Regions from separate parts of the Homo sapiens genome. Here region 2 is linked to region 1. The links are chromatin contacts, found by Hi-C or POLR2A ChIA-PET in ENCODE. All regions are on one chromosome and are shown on one strand. The core of a region is the stretch at or near the end of the contact, and the rest is flanking DNA. Distances in the headings are between cores, read along the strand shown.

Region 1 (4,444 bases), core at 1,522-4,021:
TCTCAACTGAGATCTGCCAATTCTGTCTTCCAAACCTCTCCGGAACCAAAACACCCCCTCCATGCCCACATCCCCTCTCTGGGTTCCTGAATTATTTCAACACCCTCCAAACCAGTTTCTGCCTGTTTCTTCTTCACACAGCACCAGAGGGATCTTTGCAGAAAGTCAGGCTCCCCATGCCCTTCCCCTGTTGAACACCTTCCCTGTCTCTCCATCACTGCAAGAGAAAAGCCCCGACTCCTTCCCACAGCCCACAAAGCTCTGCAGCATCCAGCCCTGCAGACACCTCTGATCTCTTCTCTCACCTCCACCACATCCTGTCCACTCTGCACTTCATGCAAGGCCCCAGGCTCGCTTCCTTCCTGCTAGGCCTTTGCACCTGCTAGATTCTGTGACCAGTGCACTCTTCCAAGGATCCCCACCCATGCCTCTGGCATGTATACACACGCCTGGCCCTCCCTCCCTGGACCAGGTTAATCTCTGCTGCTCCTGCCTCATCAGTTACAGGTGCTCACTTTACTGTGAAGGCTTGTTGAAGGATCTAGCTTCCCCAACTTGGACCTTTGTCCCCCTGTTAGCTGCTGAATCTGTGCCTAGCATAGAGAGCTCAGGAAATGCCATTGCTAGAATGTTATTAAACAAATGCCCCCATTCACACCTCTTCCTCTGAACTCCATTTTTTTCATCCACAAAAGGACATTATAAAACACCCTGCTGGTGTTTAATCTATGTGTCTATCAAATCAGTCATATGAAGTCTCTAACATGCACGCAATAAACACTATGTAATGTTGTTGTATTGTTTCCAGACCAGTAATGGCTGGCTCCATGGAGGCAGCTTTATCAGTCCCAGCATTTTCCATAAGGCAAGCACTAACTATTTATTGGACACATGAATGAATTAATGAATGACCAATGAATGAACATGTGGCTGGCCATGGGCAAATTACTTAATATCTGTGTGCCCTAGTTTCTGTGTGTGTGTGTGTGTGTGTGTGTGTGTGTGTGTGTGTACTCACCCAGGATGGAGTGCAGTGGTGCGATCTACACTCACTGTAACCTCTGCCTCCTGGGTTCAAGCAATTCTCGTGCCTCAGCCTCCCAAGTAGGGGGAATTACAGGTGAGCAGCACCATGCCCTGCTCATTTTTTTTTTTTTTTTTTGAGACGGAGTCTCACTCTGTCGCCCAGGTGGGAGTGCAGTGGTGCGATCTTGGCTCACTGCAACCTCCACCTCCTGGGTTCAAGCGATTCTTCTGCCTCAGCCTCCTGAGTAGCTGGGACTACAGGCATGCACCACCATGCCCAGCTAATTTTTGTATTTTTAGTAGAAACAGGGTTTCACCATATTGGTCAGGCTGGTCTTGGATTCCTGACCTGGTGATCCACCCGCATCGGCCTCCCAAAGTGCTGGGATTGCATTTTTTTTTTTTTTTTTGAGACAGAGTCTCACTTGTTGCCCAGGCTGGAGTGCAGTGCAATCTCAGCTCACTGCAACCCTTGCCTCCCAGGTTCAAGCGATTCTCCTGTCTCAGCCTCCTGAGTAGCTGGGACTACAGGCATGTACCACCACACCCGGCTAATTTTTGTATTTTTAGTAGAGACAGGGTTTCGCCATGTTGGCCTGGCTGGTCTCGAACTCCTGACCTCATGTGATCCACCCACCTTGGCCTCCCAAAGTCATTTTCGTATTTTTATTAGAAACGAGGTTTCACCATTTTGGCCAGGCTGGTCTTGAACTCCTAGCCTCAAGTGATCCGCCCGCCTCGCCTCCCAAAGTGCTAGAATCACAGGTGTGAGCCATGCACCTGACCCAGAAATTTATTTTAAACAGATAATATATACATATGGCAAATAGAAAGTTAAAAGAGAACAAAGAACCAAAGTTCACAATGAAAAGTAAGCCTGCATGCCTACCCTACCTTTTCTTCAGGTATTCAATGCACAAGCATACGATGCATAGATAGCTCTATTATTTTTCCAATTTTACACATGAAGAAGCAGAAGCACTGAAAGGTTATAGAACTTAGACTGTGCTAAGATTTATCAGTCAGGAGTTTTGTTTCATTTGTGTATATCAGGGCTTCACAACCTTTACGCTATTCGGCATTTTTTGCAGGGTTTTTTTTGGGGGGGTAGTGGCAGGGCTGGGGGTGGAAAGGGTGTCCTATGCACCGCAGAATGTTTAGCAGCATTCCAGGCCTCTACTCACTAGATGCCAGTATCGCCTCTCCACTTCCCCAGTTATGACAACCAAAAATGTCTTCAGAGATTGCCAAATGTCGTGGTGGTGGAGGGATGTCAGGGCAAAATCCCTGATAAATGGAGAGAATGTGGTATATCCACAAAAACTCCCTCCAAAACCACTGGTGTGTATGACTATACATCAGACCACCCCTTTCTTTTTTCTGTGTTTTACACAAACAGTAGCACGAATACACCCCGCTGCGGGTCTACTTTTCTTTTCTTACACCACTTTTTGGTGATCATTCCACTTCATTGCTTACAGGCAGAAAGGAACTTCTCTTAAACAGAACTGACCGGGAGAAGTGGTGAGCTGCCCGTCCTAGGGGTAAGCCAGCGAGCAGACAGGGGCTTCCAGGGCGGCGGGGCGGGGTTCCCGGGGCGAGCCTCCGGGAAACTTCCCGACCAGCCTCTGCTCACCTCGCGGTCCCGAGGCGCAGTGGAGGGGATGGGGCGGGGCGGGGCGGGGCCGCGTATCGGGCCCGCCCCCGTACGTCACGTCGCCGCGGCCCCGCCCCCGCGCGGGCACCTCCCCCTTCCCCGGCTGGGGCGGCTGGAGAGCCGGGAGTCGCTGGGTGCGTGGGGCTGCCTCGCCGCGTCTCGCCACGGTAGGTGGCCCTGGGGCGGCAGGGGGTGGCCTCGGGTTGCAACCGGGGGCGCGGGCTGGGGGCCGTGCGGGTCGGCCTCGGGCGCCTGGCAGCCCTCCGTCCTGGCGGCTGCCTCCGGGCCCGGCGCGACTGCTCGGGCTCCGGGGCTGGGAGCTGGGATCTGGGAGGCAGGCAGGCGGCGCGGGCGCGCGGTTCTGGGATCCGCACCCGCTCGGCGTCCCGAGCGCTTTCCGCGGGGTGCGGCATCCACCGGGCCCCCGTTACCACGCTTCCCGCTTCGGACCCAGCGCCTGGGAGACGCTCAGCGTCTGTTGGCGGGGGGACTGGGGGGGAGGGCGGCGCGTCCCCGCCTCCGGAGTCCCCAACCTCGCCCAGGCGCGCGGGGACCCCCAGGCGGGCGCCAGGGCGCGTGGAAGTTAACTTGCAGCAGCCGTGGAGTTGCGAGGAGCGTCAGAAGTGGAGGCGTTGGGGGCGGAAATCGTCGGCTGGGGAGGTGGGCGCTGGGAGCACTGGGTTGGGGAGCCCTAGTGAACTTGGAGGTCACTGGTGAGGAGTGGAGAGGAATTTGACCCGAGGATCCCACCCCAACCCCCAACCTCCCTCCGTAAACTCCGCTTCTCGGTGTGAGCTGGATGGGAGGTGCCCGGAAAGCCGGGACTGGGACTGGTAGCAGGGGACTGGGAGCATGGGCTCAGAGGCTGAGCACGCCTGACCTGGCAGAGTCGTTGTTAGATGGGACAGAGGTCGAGGTCTGGCATTCCCACTCAAAGGCCCGTTCCCTAGGGAAGGAACCATCCACCTCAGCAGAGTCATTAGAAAGAACCGTGCCTAACCTCTTGCCCCCTTCCCCTTTTACAGATGGGGAGACTGAGGCTTGGAGAGGTCACCTGCCCGTGACCCTAGGATTCACAGCTAGGATGTGGCAGAGCTGAAACTCACTCACAGGCCTCCTGACTTAATGTCCTTGGGGATGTTGAGGAGGCGGGCTGTTGAACTCCTACTTATCCTACAGAAGCCCCCTCAAGCAGCACCTCCTCCGGGAAGCCTTCCCTGGCATTCTCCTGGTATTGTTGGGTGCTTCCTGTTTTGAACCCCACAGAGTTAGCCAGCCCTTTTTCTCACTTCCCAACAGACATTCCCTTGCATGTCTGTCTGCCAGACTGGGCTGTGGGTGGACACCTCTCCCTAGCCTCCATGTGATAACCCTTTCATCTCAGCAGGGTGGTCTGCTGGCGAGGGTAGGCTTCTGGATTTGAACAGATCTGTGACACACCGGATTTAGTAGTGATGTGGCCCGGGCGACGCATTTTCCTTCCGATCTAGTCTCAGTTTCCATAACTGTAAAGCTGGGTTTATTTCATTGTCCTAAAGGAACTGTTGGGTCATTTCTGAATCCCCCCACCCCACTGAACCCCAATTGTACTGTTGTTTACTTAATATACATCTTTGTATCACCTGATTTTTAAAAATCTCATGCAAACTTTTTTTATAACAGCTTTGTTGAGATACAGTTCACATGCCGTACAATTCACCCTTTTAAAGTATATGTTTCCGTAATTTTTAGGATGTTCAGAGTTGCATAGTCATCACCACT
Region 2 (3,904 bases), core at 1-2,500, 83 kb before region 1:
AGTCCCCAAAATGAAGACTCTAGGCCCTGGCCTGGGGAAGGGTGACTCTATACAAAATGGCATATGCTCTGTAGACACCAGACAGGTATTTTAAGGTTTATAAGAGCTGCATCTACTTGTGCAAACTACTGTAGCTATAAGGCTATATTTTTTTAAGAACTGAAACCAAATGCAGACTATGAGGAGTGAAGATATGCCCAATGGCCAAAACCTTGCAAGACTGGCTATACTTCTGACCCCACCTTGGTGGGTACCACTGCTCCATCAGGCCTGGTCCACACCAGAGCCCTGGCACCTCCTTTAGAAAACTACCATCTTTACCGACTTCTGATTGTTCTGACTCAGAGCAGCCACCACGCCCAAAATTGTTAGCTATGCTTTTCCCTGTGTTAGTCAAGTTCAAACCTGTGTTAGCCAAGTTCAAACCTGTGTTAGCCAAGTTCAAAGCTGTGTTAGCCCCTTCCCAGCCATGCCGACATCCAAGCTGTTAACAGTAACGAGGAATGTTAGACCTGTTGTTAGTCAGAAAAAAATCCACAAACCATTAGTTTCTGCTGAAAGGAACAGACCAGGAAGGCAGGAGTTAGTCAAGGTGAAGGAAAGGTTAATTAAGAACCGGTCAGGGCCAGGCCAGGAGCCTGGAACCCCCAGACAGGGCCAGGTTGGTTGTTAGTGGTCAGCCCCTGGGGCAGTCAGGGTGAGGCAGGGATTAGCTGGGTGAGAGCAAGAGTTAGCGCAAGGGAGCCAGAGATTAGCCCAAAGAAACCAAGGTGCCTACTGGAGGTGAGGCATGAAATCACCCCCAGGTGTGGCCCCGGCTTAGCGGCTGGCGGGCTCTGGGGGAGGCTGGCTGAGGCAGTGACGTCCGTGGGAACAGAGAGCCAGAGATGCATTCCTGGCCGGCCTGAGCATCTGCGGGAACCCTGTGAGCCCCTGAGGTTCACTTCTTGCTCCCCACTTCTCTCTCCTGCAAACTCCGAGCCCGGGGTAAAGCTGCTTCCCCTCCCCACACCCCTTTTCAACCCGACAACTAACGCCCTCTAGCTTCCGGGAATGGGACGGATCTTTCCCAAGGACTTCCGGTCACGGCCCCACGTCTACTTACGGTGGGGGAAACCGGCCTCTCTCGGCTCCAGAGAGGGGAGACGGCTCTCTAGCTGACTTCCTGTGTGGGAAAGAGTCCTCTCACTGACTTCCGGTGTCAGAAATGTCCCTCTTTCCGGCCTTCAAATATGAGAAATGTTTCTCTGGCCGACTTCCTGTGTACTAAATACTCCACTCAGTGGTTTTTAGCGTAGGAAAGACCCGCTTCATTGACTTCCGGTGTAAGAAAGGCTCCGCTTTCTGACTTCCGGTGTGGGACACGCCCCTCTGCTAATTTCCGGTGAGGGGCACGCCCCCTCCTGCCTTCCTCGTGGGATACGCCCCCCTCGTGACTTCCTGTGCAGGACAGCTTCTATCCCCGTCACTTAACAATGGAGAGGATTCTTCCCCAGCTTCCTTCCAGAGGACACAAAAGCTCAGAGCTCCACAGTCTAGAGTCTAGACCAACAGGCCTCCACACTCACGTCCCAGAGATTTCCCTGGTCCCACCTACTCCCAGTGGCAACCAGACTTCTGCACATAGGAGAGATGTCATACTCAGAGTCCAGCCTCCCACATCCACAGGACCACCTCTTCCTCCTCTGAGTCTTGTTAATAGGGCCATCCCCTGCCTTAGACCTGGCCCAGTGGACTCTGATCTTACAGCCAATATGGGGCAGCAAAGTGGGACATCTGTCTACAGGGCCAGTAGCCCCAGGTCATCTGCTTGCCAAAAGGAGGGGGACCAGCCCCCGGGGGGAGCCCAGAGCTCGGCAGGGCTGGGGTTAGTAAGAAGAGAAAACAGGGTTAGTAGGGGCTGGGTTAGTAAGTCAGAGCACAGCACCAGCGGACAGGGCACCTCAGCAGACACACACAGGAGTCGCTAAGAGAAAAGGAAGAACGCACGCAGGTCCGTTAGTTTGTTAAGGGATGATCGGGGTGCAGTTGAGGCACCCCAGGGGTTAGACGGGTTAGTAATCGAACAAAAGAGCTGCCTACAGAAAAGAAAGCTGAGACGGAGGAAGAATGTGGGGAAGTGACATGGATTCAAAGCCAAGTGTCTTGCCCCAGGCAGAAGGATCTGTGTGCAGAACACCCAGAGAGGCCAGGGCCTAGGCAGCAGACGTGTTCAACCAGGTTTGAGGGGCCTTCCTCCATCCTCATACTTTTTTTTTTTTTAGGTGTCTGCCATGTGCTGAGACCCTTATATTGACGGGAATCCTCACTGCAACCTGTAAGGTATCAGAACTCGCATTCTACCACTGAGGAAACTGAGGTTGAGAGAAGTGAGGTGACTTACTCAAACTCACTCAACAGGAAGTGGCAGAGTTGGTGAGTCTTATTTGCATTCTCTGTCCTGGAACGTGGGTCTGCACAAAGATCCCAGCCCATAGGCAGAGCCTTCTGGAGCCTTGGCTGCCCCCATATCCCAGCCCCTTGAAAGGCCCATGAGCTGCACAGTTAGTAGGATCTGGCTGCGGGGGGGTGGTTAGTAGGGCATGCTCGGGCCTGGTTAGTGGGTTAGTTGGTTGGCAGAAGGCCAGGCACCTCGTCACACGCCACAGCGTCCCGGCTGAGCCCTGGGTTAGTAGGTTAATCACACCATGCAACACTGCCCCGGCCCCTCCAGCTGCAGCTTCAGAGGCCTCCCGCCCCCACCAGCCAGGGAGTGGGGCCTGACCAGGGCAGGGGGTCTAACTCTAAGCCCCCCAGCCCCATCAAAATCAACCCTAACCACATGGACCCTGCCCAAAAGCATGTTGCTTCCCTATTTATTGGCTGTGGGTCTCAGAGCACCCCCTGCAAATATTTCAGCTCCCCTGAAAATGGACCCTACTTGTCCTAGACAGAAACCCCCTGCCTGGTTCTGGTCAGCCCCTTCCCAGAGGGCTGGATCCTGTTACACTCTGACAGACACACGCACACCCGCATCTCTCCGCAAAAGATCTGACAACCGTGCTTAGTAGACATCTCTTCCATCACCGACTGTCAGGCCTCTAGTTTCTCCAACTATTGGCCTGCCCTCCCACCATTAGAAAAAAAAAAAACGCATCAAGCTGGCCTGGCTCCTGGAACCAAGTTGAGACTCCCCCACGCCCACCCGGTCTGCTTCCTTTTCAGCCAATGCTACAAAGCACCTAAGTGTACCCTAATTATGCCATCTTCTATCACTGCTGTACTTTTCCCATAGAAACCCCAGCCTAGCATCTCCCACAGTTCTAAACGATGTTCCATGAGAAAAAGATTCTACGGCCATAAAAGTCAAGGAACACTTCATCCTATGCCCTGTCCCTGAGTATTTGAAATTGCCATTAGCATTTTAAAGGTTCTGATAAGTCCTGCACTACTTCAGTAGTGCAGCGGAATTTGAATTAGAACCTGCTTTTTTTTTTTTTTTTTTTTTTTTAAGGAGCAATGACATTTCCTAGAAGTTACTTTAAGAATTTCCCTAGAGGGTCGGGTATCATCTCAGCCAGATCTTTCTCATCCTTCAAGGCCCTGTTTGGTACAGCTTGCTAGGAAGCTGTTCCAGACTGCAGCAGCCCTCTCTGGGGTCTCTCTACCACTTCCCAGGCACTCAGAACTTGTGCCTCAGTAGACTGTTTTGTGGCACTGTCCCATTCTCTGATTCTCCATGTGAGCTGGTTTTATCCCATCCAGCATGGCTGTGAAATCCTAAAGGTTCAAACCCCAGCCACTCTTCACCTATATTTCCCCCAAATGGCTAGCACGGGAAAGGGCCCAAAGTAGGTGCTCAGTGCTGATGAGAGAGTAGAATTTAAATACCCCAGGAAGCATTGTGAGTTACTACGGAGGCCAT

Evidence for each region. A loop is a pair of places that touch in the nucleus more often than their neighbours do. ChIA-PET counts read pairs that join two places held with the same protein, here RNA polymerase II (POLR2A). Pooled maps may share reads with other maps.
Region 2: a loop to region 1 is called in a map of B cell, with 16 times the contacts of the local background. The contact joins the promoter of MIATNB here to the promoter of TPST2 in region 1. A Hi-C loop is called at or near these places in 10 of 168 maps with a recorded cell type or tissue (B cell, CD14-positive monocyte, CD4-positive, alpha-beta T cell and 5 more), 8 of 37 single-sample maps with no recorded cell type and 15 of 50 pooled maps. POLR2A ChIA-PET finds 5 or more read pairs at or near these places in 16 of 52 experiments (CD4-positive, alpha-beta T cell, CD4-positive, alpha-beta memory T cell, CD8-positive, alpha-beta T cell and 10 more).

What each region holds. Positions count from the first base shown.
Region 1 is chr22:26,588,459-26,592,902 of GRCh38, reverse strand. It overlaps TPST2 (tyrosylprotein sulfotransferase 2), which reads left to right and starts at 2,771. Exons shown (of 7, transcript NM_003595.5): 1 at 2,771-2,850. It also overlaps a transcript of CRYBA4 not described here. RefSeq lists enhancers at 1-120, 2,417-2,556, 3,073-3,573 and silencers at 2,667-3,036, 3,047-3,226.
Region 2 is chr22:26,670,189-26,674,092 of GRCh38, reverse strand. MIATNB (MIAT neighbor) reads right to left here and starts at 1,250. Exons shown (of 6, transcript NR_110543.1): 1 at 1,106-1,250. It overlaps MIAT (myocardial infarction associated transcript), which reads right to left. Exons shown (of 5, transcript NR_033320.3): 5 at 1-3,904.